2 separate regions of the Homo sapiens genome follow, and region 2 is linked to region 1. A link is an interaction called in ENCODE POLR2A ChIA-PET data of the cell type or tissue named here. Cell type or tissue: endothelial cell of umbilical vein. All regions are shown on one strand. Each heading gives the region's core, and the rest is flanking DNA. Links, peaks and the distances in the headings are about the cores only.

Evidence for each region. ChIA-PET counts read pairs that join two places held together with the same protein. Peaks named below come from ENCODE experiments on the same cell type or tissue, not always from the same donor. Only the 100,000 strongest peaks of a DNase experiment are listed, where the experiment ranks them.
Region 2: POLR2A ChIA-PET joins it to region 1 with 5 read pairs; 2 of 35 experiments call an interaction of 5 or more read pairs at or near these places.

Annotation. Positions count from the first base shown.
Region 1 is chr6:146,021,971-146,033,260 of GRCh38, reverse strand. It overlaps GRM1 (glutamate metabotropic receptor 1), which reads right to left and starts at 4,199. Exons shown (of 8, transcript NM_001278064.2): 1 at 3,044-4,199. The coding sequence starts at 3,743. RefSeq lists enhancers at 3,380-3,880, 3,881-4,381. In endothelial cell of umbilical vein, for the core only: no CTCF peak of the experiment used is centred there; a DNase peak (open chromatin) is centred at 4,860; H3K27me3 peaks cover 1,764 bases.
Region 2 is chr6:145,888,816-145,900,105 of GRCh38, reverse strand. It overlaps SHPRH (SNF2 histone linker PHD RING helicase), which reads left to right. Exons shown (of 30, transcript NM_001042683.3): 26 at 5,129-5,221; 27 at 5,870-5,956; 28 at 6,713-6,891. Among named protein-coding and RNA genes, the nearest start is that of SHPRH, 70 kb to the left of the region's middle. In endothelial cell of umbilical vein, for the core only: a CTCF peak has its summit at 4,130 (motif pointing left); no DNase peak of the experiment used is centred there; H3K27ac peaks cover 175 bases.

The DNA of each region.
Region 1 (11,290 bases), core at 2,715-6,714:
ATTCCAGGTAGGCAGCTTGCTCCAAAGTGCATTCAAACTTTATTTGTGGATAAGGCTCCATTACTCCAATATCCTGCCTCCCCCTTGACAGGCTCATCTTAACATTTGCCTCCAGAGCTAATCATGAACAATTTCTGGAGAGTCTATTGCATTGCAGGTAACTTTATGTGTACTGATTTTCTTTCATTTTATGTAAATTGATAATTGTCATGTATCAAGTGTGGTACAAATAATATGATATAAGATTGAAAAGAATGTAAGAGAATATAAAAACTAAATTGTAACTGGTTAAAACACAAAACAAAACAGAAAATATCTGCAAGTTTAGCTTCAATATAAAAAAAAGTAATATAAAAACAACTGTACCATTCAAAAACAATATGATTTCAAGATAATCTCACAATTAACTACAGAAATGAAGGTACACTAGTCCAGTCACTTAGTGCTTTTGGTATTAACTATTCTTGGTTAACTTCTAATACAAGAAACGATGATAATGAATTGACTAGGGAATGGCTGATTTGGAAAGGAGAGATGAAGGTCACGAGAGGCCCCAGAATTTCTAAGCCCTAAGTTGCCAATATCCAGACAAACTGGCTTCCTTGCTGAATAGTGCTCAGACGACAGAGACAACCCTGATATGTGGTCTTCTCTGCTATTTGACAGGGAACTGTCACCAATAAGCGACCCCATCAGTCTGAAAGCAGTAAAATTACTAAATGATCCAAGGAAGTGCCTGTAGGCCAGTACACTATGGGGCCCTGAAAAGCAGGAGGGCAAAACCTCAGGAAAAATGAATCTTCAGTGGGACCTTACACAAAATTCCTTTCCAGATAGAAGGAAAGAAATGCAATTTAGTTTTTACAGATGTTACGTTTAATAAGAGAAGTAACTAATTCCCTTTGAGAAGAAACAAGGTATTATATATGAATGGCAAGGTGAATGGTGTAACTGCTTGGTAATAAAATAAACCCCACATATTTCTATGATGCTGTTCTGTGAACACAATGTAGTCTGGAATCAATTACTATAATAGTACGGAGACATTGTCTTTGCCATACAACACCAATCAGAAGGCAGAAAGGAAACATAGTAATCCAAACTAACACATGGGCAAAATTATAATATTAGTCCTTTCGCAGCAAAATTAGTGAAAACATGTTCAATTCATTTTCCAAAAACATAATTCTACTCCTCAGAAAGCAACCCACTATTAGCCACCTCTCACCAAATAAAACAATCTTATAATGAAATATGGAAAATAAAACCACTGTTTAAAAATAATGAAGCATTACTTCTTCCTGAAGAAAGAATTTATACTTCCAATATTAATAATCAATTATCTAGCTCAATGGGGGAAATATTATTAAATATTTAAATAAATCACATTCAATCTAGATTTTGCCATTCTCTTTGCCATCATCTTTGGATCTATCCAATGATGATATTTAACACATTTTAACTTGCTCTTTCAGGATGTTTCATTTAAGCAAGCACTAAAGAAACTATGCTAAACATTAACATGTAGTAAAGTTAAATATTAAAATATAAGGAATTAATACTTTGAGTCTTAAAAAAGTAATGAATTTTTGTTCAAAAAGAGATACGCAGTTCATGATTAAAAATCAAGCTTCAGAAGCATAAGTCAGTTATTATAAAGTTATAATATCACAGCAGATAGTTTTTTCCAAAAGCAAAATCTGAAATTATAATGTGTAATCCTATATCATTTATGTTTGTTCTGAAAATTCTGTTCCCTTTATAAAGTATATGTTTTCAATAATGATAACCATATAATCACTTCACTATGGATGCTGTCAATTTCTATAATCAGACCTCACGCCAGTAACTGAATATTATGGAAATATTAAAAAAACATGGAGCCATGCCTATGGCTTCTTGAAAGTCATTTGAGTTGAAGAAATATGAATACAGAAATACCAGCAAGATTGTCTTCTTCTGCCAGCTTATACATGTGAATTGTCCTAGATGTTAATTTATAACCAGGGCTTCAGCTTTTTCATAAACCTACTGGGGGACTTAAGAGTAGCTGAGCTCAGAAATCCCCTTTTATTAAAAAATGTATATAACCTAAGGTGAAGAGAGTCTAGAAAATCTTTATATAAAAAATTTTTGAAAATTCACATCCATAAGTCTCTGGAAAAATCAAAGCTTTTAACCTTAGGTTAATCTATTGCATTTTAGAAAGACATTATAAACCTAATATCTGCTATCCATTCATTAGTATTTTATAACTGATCTAACTTTAATTCTAATATGTAAGTTCATTGTGTTAGAAGAAAAAAGACTAGAAACCAAAACTCAAATCCAAGTGGTCACCAGTGTTATTTCTCATAAAACAAGATAATTCTTGGGGGAGTGAGGGAATCTGGATGATTTTAGCCTATAAAGTAAGAAGAAAATACATTATTTAAATTACTTACTTTTTCTTTGTAACTAAGGTACTCCAGAAGTAAAAATATAAGTTTCTGATATACTGAGGGAGATGACTGCATTAATCCTACATTCACAGGAAAGTTTTGGATATGTAAGAAGGGGTACAAGAGGACAAAGAAAATCTTCAACTGTTAAAGAAAGATAAAGCTTTGAAGTCCTATTTGTGGAATAGTAACTTCTTTTTGCCAATCACTCACACTGAATTAACTCATTACACCTGGAAAGTCATAGCCAGTCACTGAAGGGCAATATAACACCTTGGACAAATAAGCCTTCCAAACGCAAACTCAAAATATGAGGGCAAACAAGTATTCAAGTCAAATCTACTGCTGGACACTTTGCATGGAAAGTTTGATACCCTTTCAGCTCCTATTATCCTCAGATATTCTATGGGGTACAATTTTCCTACACTATAATTGTAAGGAAATGAGGATAAAAGGCAATGCCTGGGTGGGCAGTACTGAGAAGGGTAAACTCCGTTCCCCACAGTGCTAGAAATAAACAGGAACAATACTATGATCCCAGGAGCACATCATGCATTGCCCTGACTTTCTCAGTACCCTTCTTTCCCAAATATAATGCCTACCTTCCGTGTGGACTGCAGAGACATAGGTCCAATTGTAACGTTTGACTATGTCAAGCATGGCCCTTGCCTGCAAAGTGTCAGAAGGGACAACCCTCAGGAAGTATTTGTACAAAGTTTTGTCACTCAGGTCGATGCTTGTGGCTGAATAAGCGATCTGGGGGATGTCGAAGAGCTGGAGCAGGTTCTGCACTTGAATGGCTACAGAGCTGGAGCCGGGACCGATCACTCCCGCAATGGGCTTCTTAGTCCTGCCTGGGGGGAGGGACTGGCCGTCAGGCAGACACCGGTTGATCCCATCCTTCTCATCTCGAATGGAAATCAGAGAGTCCCTAATGAACTCAATGCTCTGTTCCAGAGCCACGGAAGAGTGCCAGCAGGAGTCCCGGATCTCACTGCCCAGGGTGATGTTGGGCAGGAGGACCGGGTCCGCGTTGATCTTATCCAACGTGTGGAACATGGCCTCCACCCTCTGGATGCCATACTGCTCCCTGATCTCCCCACACTTCCTCTCGGGCACTTTCTCGGCCGGAGGCTGGTGATGGACTGAGAAGAGGGCTCCAATGATGACATCTCCGTCCATTCTGGCCACCGAGCGCTGAGACGACGCTCCTGCCAGCAACACTTTCCTGCCGGGGCTTCTGGGGAGAAGGGACACCTCCAAAAAGATCGCTGGGAAAAAAAACAAAAGGAGCCCGACCATGGTGGTGAGGACGAGGTCCACAGCCTGCCAGCCGCGTTCCCACGCTGGTCCCGCTGCAGGCTCCCGGCGCGCACCCCCAAGACGCCCAGCGCCGCCTCTCCCGGAGTGGTGCCCCTCGCCAACAATGGTCGTCCAAGGCCTTTGCCTCCTCCACCACCGCCTCCTTCCCCTTCGTCTCCTCCTCTGGGTCCTCCACGACCGCCTCTACAAGCTGGAGGCGTTTGTAAGGGAATTCGAGTCCCCGTTCTTCACCGGTAGTGCATCAAGGTAAATTGATCAAGAGTACAGTGGAAGTCGTGTTGGCAGCGGTGAGCTAGATGCTGCTGACAAAAGACAGAGAAAAATCACAACCTTGTCATCAGAGGACCTGTGTTAAAACTCTGGGGTCTATAATGTTAACAGTTGCCTTGTCCGTTTCATTTCGGCACATCCTGATATCGGCTGCAGGAACAGCTTGGAGCGCAGCTGTGGTCACTGAGGAAGGCGGGGTGTCCTGCCCCCTCTGTCCTCACGGGTCCAGGCGGCGCAGAGCCCCGCCAACTCGCCCGCTCCTCCAACCTTAAGTCGTTTCCTGGTCCCCTAAAACCTATCATGCTTTCTAACTTGGAGGGCGGTGGGGAAGGTGAGCAGAGAGGAGGGGAGGAGCTAGGTCCTTCAACCCAAGAGAACTTTCCGGATTGGAAAAGATCAACTTTTTTTCAGAAGAAAATTTGGAAACTCATTGTAAAGGTGGAAGCGCGACTTTAAAATAAACGTAAACAAAGGATGCACCTTTTACTTTAATTTTGAGGGGTTGAAGAAGCCCTGACATAAAATCAGCTGTAAATATAAATTTGCCAGCTTGAAGAAAATCCACATTAGTTACTAAGGCAACGCCTGGTAAAGTCTCCGTATGGAGGAGTTTGGTATGTTTCCCCCGTAAGAAGTCAGGCTTGCTGTGTATGTTCAAGAAGAAGGGGTGCAGATAAGGTAACTTGTTTCCCGCGGTGGGTGGACGGGTTAGGGGGGGTCCTGCGCTTGCTTTGGGGTTTGCATAGTTGCTAGAAAGGGAACGGAGGGGAGCTTCCGGGTTGCTCTCGCCGCGGCAGCCTGAGCCCTGCCGCCTTCAGGACCCTGGACAGTGCTCGGTCCAGCCAGACATTCCCTGGCAGGGCCTGCAAGGGACGCTTTGACCAGTGAGTTGCAATTCCCTGACCCGCTTTGCTCTTTCAACCTCCCTCCTCTGAGTTCTTTACCCATACACACACACACACACACACACACACACACACACACACACACACACTCCCTTCCACTCGAGTCCCCACCGCCCCTCCGCCCTCATTCTCATCACCTTGCACCGCTTGTGCAGGTATATATCCAAACCCACCCGCTTGGGGACAGAGGCGCCAAATCTCAGCCGCCTGCGGGGCTGAAGTTGGCTCCCTCTCCCGTTCCTCCCCTGCTCCTTTTCTCAAGGTGAGAGTCGACGAAAAGGGGGCTATGGGAGCGGGCGAGGAGAGCACAGGAGGTGAGGCAGAAAAAGGAGAAAGAAAACCCAGGCACCCATTGGTCCCGACTCTTCCTGAGGATACAGGACGAAAAGAAATACATAAGCGAGAATGCGCCTGGGACCCGGAGGAAAATCTGATAGACTGGGACTTTGTCTGCCGTTGTGGGTGGGTTTCACCGGAGGAAGTGTCCGCTCACCTGAGTCTGTTTGGAGGACATGGACTTGAGACATACCTGAGTACCTGAGTCGGGGTAGACAGCGCTATGGTCCCGGGGCCAGAGGACCGTGGCCACGCTCGGCTTGCAGACGCCTCAGCTCTAATCCAGACGGTGCAAGGATGCGATCTGGGCTGTACACTAGTGCCCTCTTTCTTCAGCACTATTTTACCGCAAGGGAAAAAGAGGGGGAGGGAAGAAAAAAAAAAACAGGTCACCCAAGGCTTGTCTATTATCTCATGTATAAAAATCAGTCGTTTGATAGAGGGAGGAGGGGAGACAAACTAGGAGGAAGTGGGGAATATTAATTCCTTTACTATATGAGGGGTCGTATAGAAGCTGCCAGATACGTGAATAGTCAGACAATCTGGCCAAAGAAGTGGAGAACTGCCTAGGCTGCTTTGGGGTAGATATCTTTGTATATATATCTCAGGGACTCAAATATATTTTCTCTTTCTGCGAGTAAAGTCCCTACAGAGGGAAACAGAGTGTAAACACATGTACAGACATCTAAAGAAAGGCTCTATTAGTAGATTGCAAGGGAAATCAGGAAGAGGCTGCATAGGGTGGGAGAAGGGAAAGGACAGGCATGCCCATTATGAATTAAGGTATGCCAAATGAAGAGAGACATATTGTGGCTGCATTTTCAGGTCAAGATGTAACTAAATTGAGAATGAGAGTCAGGTCACATGAAAATACTGGAGTGACAAATACTTATCCAAATTCCTCCCAGGCGGCCATCACCTTCCCTACAGGTCTATGGTGTTGCTTCTGACTGTGTGAAAAGCGGAAGTTAAATCACATTCCTCTGGGAACATGTTGGCTGAGCAGAATGTGGCCCGGCTTTTTCAGGGGAAAAGACAAGTGACAGTGTGTCTTTCTACTCTTGTTCAAAGCTTTCTATTTGTGTCATCTGCAGAGCAGAGAGATCAGCTTACGTTGGTCCCTTATGGGTCAGCTTATAATCGCCTTGCTCAGGTCATTATTATATTATGGAATGGTGCCATGTCAGACTGGAGGGGACAAACCACATGAGGCAGTTTCAAATACTCTTCAGTGTGTTCCATGAAACTTAGGAAGGAAAACAATACCTCTAGTCAATAACAAAAGGTCTTTCTCATTCTGGTTCTGATCTTTTTTTCCCTAAGTGTCAGAGTTTTCTGGATTTTTTTTTTTTAGACAGCCCAAAGAGAATATATTTTTTTCTTTTTCCACAAATAATGCACTAAACAACGTTCACATTTTTTAGACTAAATGATCTCAATTCGGGAAGTAGCCACATGTTTACATAAGGAAAATGGGAAGAGGTAAGTTCTGATCATCACATATGGGACTAAATGGCTCTCTGCTTCTACCCTAGGAATATGTCTGTTCGAAGAACAGCAAGCCACAGGTATGCACAGAGTCCCATAGTATCTGACTTCCTCTAGTAGCCACTTAAGTTCAATTTTAGATAAGCCCATTAGAGTGTGATAAGCTCTAAATGTTACTTTCCTAGAATATTCCAGAGATATAGTGAATGTGCAAAGATTTCTGTGCATATATACCCCTTAATTATGATTTTCAGCATTAAAGAAAGTAATGTCTCTGAAGTCCACATTTAGTGTCAATATGTGCTCCTAAAGCTGAACATCTTTAATATATCACATTGCTGTACTGAAGGAATAATTAAATGTTCAGATTTATTGGTTCTCAAATTCATTTTACAGTCCAAGTAAAAACTACACATTCAGGCTGGCTGAAACTAATCATTTTAAAGACGATGAATTTGAGGATTATAACATGCCAGATGCATGCATATACAAAAAGTGTTAAAGAAAAAAAATTTCAAATGTATTAATTTGAAATGATCAATTAAATTTATTGATAATTATTTAAGAGCTAACTATAGAAGGTACCAGGACAAAAACAATCAAAGAAGAAGGCATTGAGACAAAAGAAGACAAGATCACCCAAATATACTTTCTCTTTCTATAAATGAAGACTTCACATAGGAGGCAGGGTATAATACATGTGCAGACATCTAAGGGATGGTTCTTCCAGTAGGATTGAAGGGGATTACTGCAACAATGAGCTACATACAAACTAGCAAATACAAGTAAATACACTAATCTATAAGAGTTCAAAGAATGCTAAAGGTTCATGAATCCAGAAATATTGTTAGTATGAATATTCAGTACTAGTATGAAATCACATTACAATCAGTATGTGATCTGTAGCAGGGTAAAAAACTGTTATCGGTATTTAGGTTTGGGAAATCTATACACAATGTGGTGGAGATCAAGATCAAAATCAAAAGAATGTCTAATCTAGTATGTGATTTTTAGCAGGATAAAAAAGTGTTATCAGTATTTAGGTTTGGGAAATCTATTTAATACACTATTTAGTGGAGATCAAGATCAAAATCAAAACAATATCTGCACTATTATCTCAAAACAATGATTTAATGTGCTGCTGTAACAATAAGAACAGAATGTTCACCATCCTGATATGGTAATAAGGTAAATATTATCCATCAACAAAACTGTAGTCACCCTCCTTATGAATGTATGCATAATTATCATTGCTTTCCATCATAAAGTATTTCATAGAATAATGAGTCTAGGCTATAAAAGAGCAAAAGGATATAAAGTTTTCCACATAAAATCAGCTAGAAATTTAAACTCTTCAAATGGGAGAGATAAGAAGCAAGCAAGAATCAGACAAAAGAAACAAAGGGATGAATTAAGTCTTGTATTAGGTCATTCTTACACTGCTATAAAAAAATATAATCATGGCAAAAGGTGAAGGGGAAACAAGGGACAGCTTCCCACAGTGGCAGAAAAGCAGGAGAAACTGCCACTATGAAATCATCATATCTCATGAGAACTCACTCACTTATCATGAGAACAGCATGGGGTAAACTGCTCCCATGATCTAATCACCTCCCACCAGGTCCCTTCCTCAACACCTAGGGATTAAAATTTGAGATGAGATTTGGATGGGGACACAAAGCCAAACCATGTCATTTCACCCCGGCCCCTCCCAAATTTCATGCCCCATTCACATTTCAAAACCAATCATGCCTTCTCAACAATCCCCCACAGTCTTAACTCATTCCAGCATTAACCCAAAAGTCCAAGTCCAAAGTCTCATCTGAGACAAGGCAAATCCGTTCCACCTATGAGCCAGTAAAATCAAAAGCAAGTTAGTTACATCCAAGACAAAATGGAGGTACAGGCATGAAGTAAATGTTCCCATTCCAAATGGAAGAAGTTGCCCAGAACAAAGAGGCCATAGGCCTCATGCAAGTCAGAAAGCCAACAGGGCAGTCATTAAATCTTAAAGCTCCAAAATAATCTCATTTAACTCCATGTCTCACATGTCTCACATTGAGGGAATGCTGATGCAAGGGGTGGACTCCTATAGCCTTGGGCAGCTCCTTTGTGGACTCTCATTGAGTGCCCATGGCTTTTCCAGACACACAGTACAAGCTGTTGGTGGATCTACCATTATGGAGTCAGGAGCATGGTGGCCCTTTTCTCACAGCTCCACTAGGCAGTGCCCCAGTGGGGATTCTGTGTGGGGGCTCCAACCCCACATCTCCCTTCTGAATTGCCCTTCCAGAGATTCTCTATGAGGGCCCTGCCCCAGCAACCAACTTCTGCCTGGACATCCAGGCACTTCCATACATCCTCTGAAATCTAGGTGGAGGTTCCCAAGCCTCAATTTTTGACTTCTGTGCACCTATAGGCTCAACACCACATGGAAGCTTCCAAGGCTTGGGGCTTGCAGCCTCTGAAGCAATGACCCAAGCTGCACCTTGGCCCTTTTTAGCCACAGCTGGAGCTGGAGCAAATGAGACACAGAGCACCAAGTCCCAGGGCTTCACAGAGCAGTGGGGCCCTGGACCTGGCCCATTAAACCATTTACCTCTCCTAGGTCTCTGGGCCTGTGATAGGAGGATCTGCCTTGAAGATCTCTGACATGCTCTAGAGACATTTCCCCATTGCCTTGGTGATTAACATTCAGCTCCTCATTACTTATGCAAATTTCTGCAACTGGCTTAAACTTCTCCCCAGAAAATGGGGTTTTCTTTTCTACCAAATGGTCAGGGCACAAATTTTCAAAACTTTTATGCTCTGCTTCTGTTTTAAACATAAGTTCCAGTTTCAAACCATTTATTTGGGAACACATATAACCACACTTTCAGAAAAAAGCAGGTCACCTCTTGAATGCTTTGTTGCTTAGAAATTTCTTCTGCCAGAGACCCTAAATCATCCCTCTCAAGTTCAAAGTTCCACAGATCTCTAGGGCAGGGGCAAAATGCTGCCAGTCTCTTTGCTAAAGCATATCAAGAGTGACCTTTGCTCCATTTCCCAGTAAGTTCTCATCTCCGTCTGAAACCACCTCAGCCTGGACTTCATTGTCCATACCACTATCAGCATTTGGGTCAAAACCATTCAACAAGACTCTAGGAAGTTTCAAACTTTCCCACATCTTCCTGCCTCCCATGTCTTCTTCTAAGCCCTCCAAACTGTTCCAAACTCTGCTTCTTACCCAGTTCAAAAGTTGCTTCCACATTTTCAGGTTATCTTTATAGCAGTGCCCCCTCTCTGCCTCTTGATACCAATTTCCCGTTTTAGTCCCTTCTCACACTGCTATTAAGAAATATAATCATGGCAGAAGGCAAAGGGGAAACAAGGGATGTCTTCTCTTTGCAGCAGGAGATAGAGAGAGCAGGGGAAACTGCCACTTATTTAATACACAATTTAGTGTATTAAATACCACTTATAATACCAAAAGATCTTGTGAGAACTCTCTATCATGAAAACAATTTGGGGGAAACAGCCGCCATGATCCAATCACCTCCCACCAGGTCCCTCCCTCAACACCTGGGGATTACAATTTGAGATGAGATTTGGATGGGGACAAAAAGCCAAACCATATCAAGCCTGTATTTCAAATTATAGTATACTCTAATGGGTATTTTGGAAAGTAAAATTTATGGAGTTACTTACATATGCAAATGAAGTATACACAAGTGGTAATAAACTCATTGCTAAAAAGGTAGTAGTGACTGAAAATAGAAATGAGATCAAAAAGTCTTTGCAGAAAATTGATTTGTAGAGCATTGATATGTAGTGTATTACTAAGGGAATATAATGGATGTTCAAGATAGATCAATGTTGTGGAGAGTAAATATTATGCTTTTCCATAAACTATCATGCTCCATGGACAATTAATTTAATTGAGTATAACATTTCTTACATTCTTATATTTAATTCATAGTGTCAGCAAGATAATTCAAGCCCCACTGAGAATTTTCAGTTTATCTATCCAATTTGGTTATCTATATTGCTTGAATCCAGGGAGAAAGAGCCATATCTTTATTGGACTTTGTTCTCTGAGCCAAAATCAATTGGAAAATAAAATCTCTTCCTTTAAGAAACGGGAAACATTTTTATAAAACTTGGATGATTAACAAAGTAAAGAAAATGCTTTAAAAGATAAGGACTAAAGCCAAATTTACTATGTGTTCAGTTGTTGTATTGGACTGATTAATTAGGCTATTACTATACATAGGACTATATTTAGAGATAGGACCAAAAGCATCAACTTCCCTAAGTGAATAAAAATCATTAATGACTCTGTGGACTCATGCAGATTGACTGGGACACATACATTTGGCCACATACTGTTCTGCCACAACTGTCCAAACATCTATGTTTATAGTATTAAATATAATTCAGCATTTGATAGACCAGAAGTGTGCCTATAGTTAACAATAATATGTTGTACTTTTCAAAATACCTAGAAGATAAGAAATTGAATGTTCCTAGCATAAAGTAAAGACAAAT
Region 2 (11,290 bases), core at 3,426-7,425, 130 kb after region 1:
ATTGAGAAACCTCTTTACTATTTTCCAAAATGGCTCTACTAATTTGTATTGCCACCAATGGTGTACAAGGGTTTCCTTTTTCTCCACCTTCTCACCAATACTTATCTCTTGTCTTTTTTATAATAGTCATTCTAACAGGAATGAGGTGGTGTATCTCAGTGTGGTTTTAATTTGTATTTCCCTGATGATTAGGGTCGTTGAGCACCTTTTCCTAGACCTGTTACCTATTTGTATGTCTTCTTTTGAGTAATATCTTTTCAGGTCCTTTGCCCATTTTTTACTCAGGTTGTTTTCTTGCTGTTGAGTTGTTTGAGTTTCTGGTATATTTTGGATAATAACTCCTTATCACATGTGTGGTTTGCAGATATTTTCTCCTTTGCTGTAGATTGTCTTTGTTGATTATTTCCTTTGCTGTGCAGAAGCTTGTTAACTTTAATGCGATCCTATTTATCTTTTTGCTTTTCTTGCCTGAGTTTTTTGGGTCATATCCAAAAAGTCTTTACCAAGATCATTGTCAAGTAGTTTGTAGTTTTGGGTCTTATATTTAAGTCTTTAATCCATTTTGAGATGATTTTTGTATATGCGGTGAGATAAGGGTCCAGTTTTATTCTTTTGCATGTGGATAACTAGTTTTTTCAGCACAGTTTATTGAAGAGACTGTTTTTTCCCCATTGTGTGATCTTCTTATCTTTGTTAAAGATTGGTTGACTGTGTATGTGTGGGTTTATTTCTGGGCTCTCTCCTGTTCCATTGGTCTGTATGTCTGTTTTTATTTCAGTAGCGTACTATTTTTATTACTGTAGTTTTAAAATGTGTTTTAGAATCAGGGAGTGTGGTATCTCTAGCTTTTTGCTCAAGATTGCTTTGGTTATCCAAGGTCTTTTGTGGTTCCATATGAGTTTTAGAATTGTTTTTCCTATTTTTCTTTGTCTGTTTTATGTTGCCGTAACAGAATATTTGAGGCTGGGTAATTTATAAATAAAAGGAGTTACGGCCAGATGCAGTGACTCATGCCTATAATCTCAGTGCCTTGGGAGGCCAAGGCAGGAGGATCACTCGAGGCCAGGAGTTCAAGACCAGCCTGGGCAACATAATAAGACTCTGTCTTTACCAAAAAAAATTTAAAAGTAGCCAGGTGTGGTGGTGCACACCTGTAGTCCCAGCTACTCGGGAGACTGAGGTGGGAGGATCACTTGCGCCCAGGAGTTCAGGGTTGCAGTGAGCTGTAATTACACCACTGCACTCCAACTAGGGCGACAGCACAAGACCCTGTCTCAAAAAGAAAAAAGAGGATTATTTAACTCCTTTTTCTGTAGGCAGGGAAGTTCAAGGAGATGGCCCTTCTGGTGAGGGCTTCCTTGTTGCATGATAACATGGCGGAGGTCATAGGGGTAGCAGACAGGTACAAAGAGAGAGCAACAAAAAGGAGGAGGAAACTTATAACAGCCTGCCCTCATAGGAGCCAATTCATCTTGCACAAGAGAGAATTTACTCACTACCAAGAGAATGGCACCAAGTCATTCATAAAGGATCCACCCCCATGACTCAGAACACCTGCCACTAGGCCCCACTTCCCAAAACCTCCACGCTGGGTATCAAATTTCAGCATGAGTATTGCTGAGGACAAACTCAAATCATAGCACTATTTCTGTGAAAAATGTCATCAGAATTTTAATAGGGATTGCATTGAGTCTATAGATTATGTTATATAATATTTATGTAACAATATTAGTTCAGTTCATGAACATATGTCTTTCCATTTGTGTTCTCTTTAATTTTTTTATTAATGTTTCATAGTTTTCAGTGTACAGGTCTCTCACCTTGATTAAATTTACTCCTAAGCATTTTTTTATGACATTATAAAATATTTTTTCTTGACGTCCTTTTTGGATAATTGATTGTTAGGTATAGAAATGCTACTGATTTTTGTGTTTCTATTGTATCCTGAAACTTCACTAAATTCATTGCTTTTAACAGATTTTTGGTGGAATCTTTAGGATTTTGTATATATAAGATCATGTCATCTGCAAACAGTTTAACTTCCTCCTTTGCAATTTGAATGCCTTTTATTTCTTTTTCTTGCCTAATTGCTCTAGCTAAGACTTCCAATACTATGTTGAATAACAGTGGCAAGAGTGGGCATTTGTGTTTTGCTGATCTTAAAGGAAAAGCTTTGAGCTTTTCACCATTGAATATGATGCTATCTGGTAGGCTTGTCATTTATGGCCTTTACTGTGTTGAGGTACATTCCTTCTATACCTAAGTTGTTGAGAGTTTATTGAAGTATGTTGAATTTTATCAGATATTTTTTCTGCATATATTGAGATGATCATTTTTTTCCTTTATTCTGTGGTGTATCACATTTATTGGTTTGCATACGTTAAACCATCCTTGCATGCCAGAGGTAAATCCCTGTTGATCATGGTGAGTGATCCCTTTTAATGTGTTGTGGAATTTGGCTTCCTAGTATTTTGTTGAGGATTTTTGCATGTTTTCATCAGAGACACTGGCCTGTAATTGTTTTCTTATAGTGTTCTTGTCTGATTTTGATATCAGAGTACTTCTGGTCTTGTAAAATGAATTAAGAATATTTTCTCTTCAGTTTTTTATAAAAGTTCAAGAAAGATTGGTATTAGTTCTTCTTTAAATGATTGTTTAACTTTACCAGTGAAACCACTAGTTCCTATGCTTTTCTTTGAGGGGAGACTTTTTATTACTGACTCAATCTTGTTACTACATACTGGTCTTTTCAGATTTTCTGTTTCTTTGTGATTCAGTCTTGGTAGATTGTATGTTTCTGGGAATTTATCCATTTCTTCTAGATTTTCTGATTTCTTGGCGTATAGTTGTTCATAAGTCTCATGATTCTCTGTATTTCTGTGGTATCAGTTTTAATGTCTCTACTTTCATTTATAATTTTTTAAATTTTACTCTTATTTTTTCTTAGTCTACCTAAAGGGTTGTCCATTGTGTTTATGTTTTCAAATAACCAACTAAGAATTTCATTAGTCTTTTCTGTAATTTTTTTTCTGATCTCTATTTTATTTATTTCTGCTCTGATTTTTATTATATCTTTCCTTCTGCTGACTTTCGGCTTACTTTGCTCTTCTTTTTCCAGTTCCTTGTGGTGCAACATTAGTTGTTTATTTAGAACATTTCTCTTTTTTTATGTAGTTGTTTATTTCTATAAGCTTCATTATTAGAACTGCTTTTGCTGAATTCCCATACCTTTTGTTATGTTGTATTTCCATTTTCATTTGTCTCAAGATATTTTTAATTTTTCCTTTTAATTGCTTCATTGACCCAATGAATGTTCAAGAGCATGTTATTTAATTTCTATATTTTTGTTAATTCCAAAATTCCTCCTATTATGGGTTTCTAGTTTCATTCCATTGTCAGAGAAGATACTTGATGTAATTTCAGTCTTGATTTCGGACTTGTTTTGTATCCTAACATATTCTGCTAGGAAAGTAGGAAGTAACTAGATTGGGACAAAATGGTTCAGAACTGTAGTGGTTGGAAGGGATCATTGAGCACTACCACTGAACTGGCCAGTCTTTGATAAAAGCAAATGCTCTGTTCTTTTCCTACGTAGAGTTAGCACTACGGTACTAGAAATGTTGATTATAAAAAATTTATTCTACATTTTTTTTGAACTTTTAGTAAGAAACGTATTAATCAGTGGAAGGATTCATAGTTTTCCTGGTATTTCACTTGAAATAGTTTTAAAAGTAAGACCTTGCAAGGAACATGGATGTTTTTGTCTAAATTCTGAAATGATCACCTTTACACTAATTTCCTATTTTCTCTTCGCTCTTGTTTGAGATAATTATTAGACTGAAATAGGTTCTTTGTAGTACATTTCTAATCTTGCAAGTACACTTGAAAGTCTACATACCCAGAGAAAATAAGTGTAGAATCATGATTTTAGCATGAGGATTTTAAAACTTTTTCCATTATTCTATCTTGCTGGCTTAAAATTAGTACAGCTTTCTTTCTTGTTTTGTTTATATTTTTACCTTTGAATGTTTCTTCATGTAAAAGTGTGTTGAGAGGATTGAGGGAGAGGGTTTATGCTGCTGTGGAAATATTTTTCCTTCTTTTTGGTTAAATCTGCTCCCCCTTGTGGTATAATCTAGGTCATTATAGTGCTCATATTTAATATCTCAGAAAGATAATAAGTTCTTGAGTGTTTACTCCTTACCAGATGTTAGGCTAAATGCTTCGTATACATTTTCTCATTCAATCATCACAGCCACCTTTGGAAAGAGATATAATTATCATTCAGCCCTATTGGATAGATGAGGAAACACAGGATTAGAAACTATAACTAGTGAGTTGTAGAACTATGAGTTGAACTTAAATTTGTCTCATTCAAAATCCCATAACCTTAATTTCTCTGTCATACCATCTCCAAGAGCACTCCAGAAGGAAAACTTTCTCATTGAGGGCTACAGAAATACTTGCACTATTTTCCTCATTTTCTTATTTCTCCATTTTAAAAATCATTTTTTCACTTTCATCCTCATCTGATAGAAATGGTTATGGAAGATGCAAAAAAAAAAAAACACACAGTTTTAAGTGTCTAGCTTTGTATGAATCTGCCTCATTCTAAGTGAGCATCATTTGTACCTCTGTCATTGTTTTTGGTAATACCCTTGCAAGAAAACATTCTCCATTGGTTGGATCCTTCACTGTTTGCTTACATTGGGAGTTTTGATTCATTGTATTCTTAACATTTCTAATGACATAATATCTGAAGAAAGGGAGAATAAATGAAGAGTGTTTTAAAATATCATTTCTGCTAATCTAATGTAACAAAATTTTGTAACTATAAAACCTGACTACTTAACTAAAAGATCCTATGTTCAGGGTCATAGCACTTAATGACTTTCTGGCATGCTTTTACATTCAAATGTCTGGGTGTAAATTTAATGACTTCTACATTTCGAGGCTAAAGAAAATTTCCAGCAAACACAAAATGAAAAAGAGTAAACACATATGCACCTGATAATTTGTTTTGATGCATTTATAGTTTTGATAATAAAAAGTACTTTGTATTGCTTTTCTATTCTGTTCTTAACTAGATTTTTTAGTAGTAATGTGTATTTTGTGTGTGTGTTCAAAGGGCAGCCATTCTACAAAAGTGGAAGCTGTGGTCAGAACTCTGATGAAAATACAGCTTAGAGATCCAGGGGCCAAAGCACTCGTTTTCTCAACGGTATAATCAACATTTTCATCCTCAATATTAATTCGAACTGATTTTCCCTCTCTAATCAGTTTACAGCTGAGAACTAATTTTTGATGTTTACTCTTAGATTTTTTTTCCCAAATCCATAAGATAGAATTATTTTTAGAGAAGATAGAATTATTTTTAGAGAAATGTGATGATGTTTCACAAGGCAATTTGTATAGCTATATTTCATGACTTTTTATTAGTTTCATTTAAGGATTTTCTTAGTTTAATATTTTTAAAATTGGAATTTCTGACTTTGAAAGTCTCATTTCACAAAAATTTGGGTTGAAAAAGACAATCTACTTTATAAAGTGTTGAGTAAAACCCTTAGTTTTCATTTTCGAAAACTAAGTAACTATATTCCAGTATGCACTCCATTATGTATTTTCTACTGTTTGTTTATCTTAATTACATTTTCAAAACCAGCATTTGATGCAAAAAAAAAAAAACAAACAAAATTACTATTTCAGATAGAGCTAAATAATATGGATGGTACTACATTTGAGGGTTTTGGTTTTGGTTTTATTTTCTTAACTCCAGTATAAAAGTCATTTTGATTTATTTCCTTTTCAGATACCCTTAGATAAAGGCTACGTGTAAATATTGGTTTTCTTATTGTTTTATGTGTTCTAGTGGCAAGATGTATTAGATATTATTTCAAAAGCTCTTACTGACAACAACATGGAATTTGCACAAATCAGTCGTGTTAAGACATTTCAGGTATGTTAAGATTTTACTCCGGTTTTTGTAGTGGATACAGTTGCAAATTTAAACTGCTGTTAACTAGCTTACTTACATTTATTGTCTCATGCCATATAAGCCACATAAACAGGGTCTGAGTTCTTGATTAATTATAAAGTGAACATTTAAAAGCAGAGACTGCAGGTATTTTCAGTATATAACAAGACCATTGGTTTTTTAAAGATCTCCCAACTTGAGGTTCTTTTTTTTTTTTAGTACAGGAAAAGATTGCCTATGATATACCTTTTGAATGGACAGGGGCCTCACACCCCAAGGATTAGTTTCTAAAGTCACTGTCAGGCAGAACTGCATGTGGTCACAGTTATCCTTACATCATGCTCAGCACAGTGACAGGCGTATGACCTCAGGCACACACAGAGACCAAATGAAAATTTAGCAGATTCATGTCTCTTATCTCACATTCACTCTAGCACATTCTTTTTCTCTTTTTCCTCTAACCTCATGTAGTTTAATTTGCATGCATTACATGCATCTGTCTTGTGATTCCTCTAGATATTACGAAGAACAAGAGAGCTTATATGATACTTTTCTTCATAATTAAAATCAAGCGACAAGTTTACATTTTCTAAAGTTGGTAATTTTGCATTTAAGTTTCTTAGCTGTTACCTTTCACAATAGTAATAGATAGCATTAGACATCTTTAAAGTGAGCTATTACATACTGCTCTTATTTTAACTGATCGAGCTAAAATTAAAATGTACCTTTCTTTTTTAGGAGAACCTTTCAGCATTTAAACGTGATCCCCAAATCAATATTTTGCTGCTGCCCCTGCACACAGGTTCTAATGGATTAACTATCATTGAAGCAACTCATGTTCTCTTGGTGGAGCCCATATTGAACCCTGCCCATGAGCTTCAGGCCATAGGGAGGGTGCACCGAATTGGACAGACAAAGTAAGGACTAAAATTAGAATCAGTCACATTTGCTTCAGTTTTCTGAGAAACCAAATCAGTATTTAAACTCTTCATTTATGTTCATCATAGCGTACTTGTTTTTAATTACTTCCTTAGATACTACATTTTTTAATTATTTATTTTATAACTTATTTATTTATAACTTTTTAATTATTTAATTGAAAGGCATGAGATTTCCAACCCTCCCTTCTCTCCAAGAAGCAAACCCCCAAATTGTCCCAATTTTTTTCTTCCCTCCCACAAAAACCTTATCACTTTATCCAAAAAAAAGCTTGTTAGAAATACTTAAGACAGCTACAAAGTTGAAGGCATCCATCATGCCTTTGAGGAGAATGGAGTTTTGATTGTCTAAAGTAGTCCCGTGTTTAAAAGAAGACATACCTTGTACATGACTGAAAATAAATGGCTCCTTTTAAAATTCTTAACATTAGGAAAAGACACCCCCTAGGTCAGCTCCAAGAGATCATTAGATTCAGTTTAAGGCCCAAAGCAAACCTAATAATGAATATTATTATATGGCATGTATTACCTTTATTCATATATCAGAATAGACAGTTATCTTTGATAAGGCCTGCTAAATGTATTACCTTCTGGATGTTAGAAGTCTTTGATGTTTAAAAAAGGAAAAAAAAACACATCCATAATAAGCACTTACTAAATCAGTATTTATTGAGCACCTACTGTATGTCAGGCATTATTCTAAATACTGAAGATTCAAATTGAATGATACATAATTTATTTCCCCAAGGAGGTCACTGTGTAGTACAGGAAGCATGACTTAAAGTGTTGGGGTAGAATGTGCAAAAGTATAATAATAAAAGGACTGTGTTAACAAAAGAAGATAATGATCACTCGGGCCCTACAGAGTCAGGAAAGACTTTATGGTGTTAAGTCTTGAAGGAATAATTATTTCAAAGTTGGCTGGAAAAGGGTATTCACACAGCCAAAGAGAGTTATATATGCAAAAATACAATGGTGGGAAATGACATGACATTTCTAGGGACTGTAAGGAGTTTGGAATTGTTGCAGTATAAAGTATGAGAAAGAGATCATCGGCAGGAGATGAAGTCTTCTGTGTCATACTCAGAAATGTAGACTGCCCCGTAAGAAGTAGCGGGGAGAGAAAATAAAGGGCTTACTTGAAAACAGGAAAGAGACATGTTTATTAAACCTCTTAACAAATAGGGCAAAGTAACTGTAATAAATGCGGGCTTGTTCTAACATACCACCAAGTGGCATTTAAAATGCAGTCATGTCTTACTTGTTTTTTGTTGGTTTTCTTCTGTGTTTTTAAATATTGATTTTTTGTCCTACCAATGTTCTTTTAAAGCATAGGCTGGACTAGTCTCATATTTAAAACCACGAGTCCAAAAGGCCATTCAGCATTACCCAACAATCTTACTATGCCTCGCAAGTCAATATGTTTTTTTCTACTTTCTGAGGAGTCTGTCTTAAGTGTGTCTTCTTCCTCCCCATGGCGATCTTGCCTCATACAGGGGAAACATATACAATCAGATTAGAAGTACCTCATCTTTCCATCATCAACTTGAACAGTCTGCCTGCATCAGTACTCACATACTTTTTGGTAGATTTTTATTGAGTATCTTCTGTGTGCCAGGCACTGTTTTAGGAACATGAGATGTCCTCATGGAGTGCGATTCTAGCTGTAATGGGGTTGGTAGACAGAAAGGTGGTAAACAATAAACTAAGTACAATCTGGACTATGTTAGGAGCTGGAAAAGTAGAGCAGGGTGAGGAAGTAAAAGTGCAATGTTTGGGCAGGAAGGCATGCAAGGCCTTATTGAGAAAGTCTGAGCAAGGACTTGAAAGAAATGGGAAAATGGGAAAGTTAGTCATGCAGCTATCTTGTGAAAGAATGTTCAAGTAAACAGTGCTTTCGGTGCAAAGGCCCTAAATCAGGAGTGTGGTATGTTAGAAGAATAGCAAGGAGCTACAGTTGCTAAAAGGGAGAGAAGCAGGAGTTGAAGTGAATGGGCTCAGTGGGGAGAGGGATTACATTGGGCCCAGGAAGCCACTGTGAGGATGGTGCTTTTGCCCTGTGTGAAATCGGGAGCCATTGGAAGGCTTTGAACAGAGGCTTGGCATATCTCACTTAAGTTTTAAAAGAATCATTCTGAGTGCTGTGATAGGGTGGGAGTGAAGGGGAGCAAGGAAGAGTAGAAGCAGGGAGAGTCTTGGAGGCTATTGCAGTCATCCTGGTGAGAGCTGAAGGTGACCTGACCATGGCAGTAGCAGTGCACATGATGAGGAGTGGTCAGGTTCTGGATATATTTTGAAGATAGAACTGATAGTACTTTTGGACAGACTAGACATGGGGTATGAGAGGGTCAAGGATAACACCATGGGTTTTGGCTTGGACAACTAGAAGGATGAAGTAACCTTCAACTGAGCTGGAGAAGTCTACAGGGTAGAGCAGATTTGGTAAGGGAAGAACAGACATCCAAATGGAGATTTCTATTCTGTAACTAGATGTACAAGTCCATTAAGTCACGAGACTGAATGAGATTACCTAGGAGTGAGTTTAGATAGAGACAGAGTTTAGATAGAGGACCATGGACTGAACTCCAGGGCACCAAAGTTCAGCTGTTCTAGGAGAGGAGAAGGAAGCAGCAAAGGTAACAAATAAAGATCAAACAGTGAGTTAGGAAGAAAACCAGAAGACAGGAGTGTCCTAGGAACCAAGTGAAAAATGTACCTCAAAGAAGAGGTTATGGTCACCTGTTTCAAGTGCTATGAAAAATGTCAAGGAAGATAAGGATTGAGAATTGATCATTAGATTTAGCAACATGGAGATCAAAACCAGGTTAAGTGGTAGAGGTGACAGCCTGACTTTAGTTTTGGAGAAAATGGGATTTTGTGTATTTCTTATTTAACAAATATTTGTATAACAAAGAGAGGTTAGGTAACTTGCCCATAGTCAGGCAGCTAGTAGAAGCAGTGGCAGATTTCAGGCACAGCCATTCTGCCTTCACAGTACAAGCTTTAACCACAGTGCACTGCTGCTTCTGTGTGGCTGGTAAGGCCAGTATTTTGAGGAGTTTTGCTGCAGAGAAAAGGAAGAGAATGAGATCAAGAGAGGTTTTTGTTTTCCTTTCAAATGGGAGAATTAGTAAGAAAATGATTCATTAGAGACAACAAAAACTAGTGAAGGAGAACAGGGAGAATGCTTGACAATGTCCTTGAGTAGGCAAGAGGATATGGGATCAAACACTGAAGTGGAGGAAGGGGTTGGTAGTAGGCAGAAGCATGGATATGTCATCCAGTAATAAGCAGGAAAGTACCTCATATGCCTTCCCTTTTATTACAGCAGAAGTGTCCCTTTTCTTTCAAAAGCCATCCATTCATTTGTCCTGGACTCCATTCTTTCTCATTTTTCAAGGACAGGTGTACATTTCCCTTGTACAGGTTGAGCATCCCTTAACTGAAATGCTTCAAGTGTTTTGCCTGTAGGATTTTTTCAGATTTTAGAATATTTGCATATACATAGTGAGATATCTTAGGAATGAAACCCCAGTCTAAACATGAAATTTATTTATGTTTCATATACAAATTCTACTCATAGCCTGAAGGTGATTTTATATAATATTTTAAATAATTTTGTGCACAAAACAACGTTTTTAATGTGTTTTGACTGTGACTCATCACGTGAAGTCAGGTGTTGAATCCTCCACTTGTCACGTTGGCACTCAAAAAGTTTTGGATTTTGGGTTTTTGGTTAGGGATACTCAACCTGTCATATATTACCCCATAAATATGTCTTAATATTATCCATCTTTAGAAAGAAAAAAACACTCTGATACATCCTACCTCCATCTCTACTTTTTTATCCCCCATTCTCTGTCAACCTGTCTGGTTGATTTTCTCCCCACCATATCACTGAAGTGAGACTTATAACATTTCTAGTGACCTACTTCTTGCCAGTGGTCTGAGGGTTCTTTGTCTACACCCCTTCGATGAATTTTTCCAGTCTTAGGGCTTTAGGTAGCTTTTACAGGTTGATGACTCTCAGGTGTATATCCCCCAGCCCAGACATGCCCATATAGCTCCTGTCCCAGGTGCATATATCCAGTTCTAGCTCTGCACACATATCTCTGGACTCACCTTGGATACCTGTCTAATAGGTATCTGATAGGTTTCACATGGACAAAACAAAACTGTGTTGCTTCTGCACTCTCACTCCCACCCTGAGCTTTCCCCATCTTATAATGTGGCACTGTCATCTGTTCCTGCCCAGATCAGAAATCTCGGACTCTTCTATATTTTTCTTTTCACATCTCACATGCCAGTCATCTTTTAAGTTTTGTCAGCTCTACCTCCAAAAGATATTCCAAATCTACTTGACTGCTATCTCCACTGA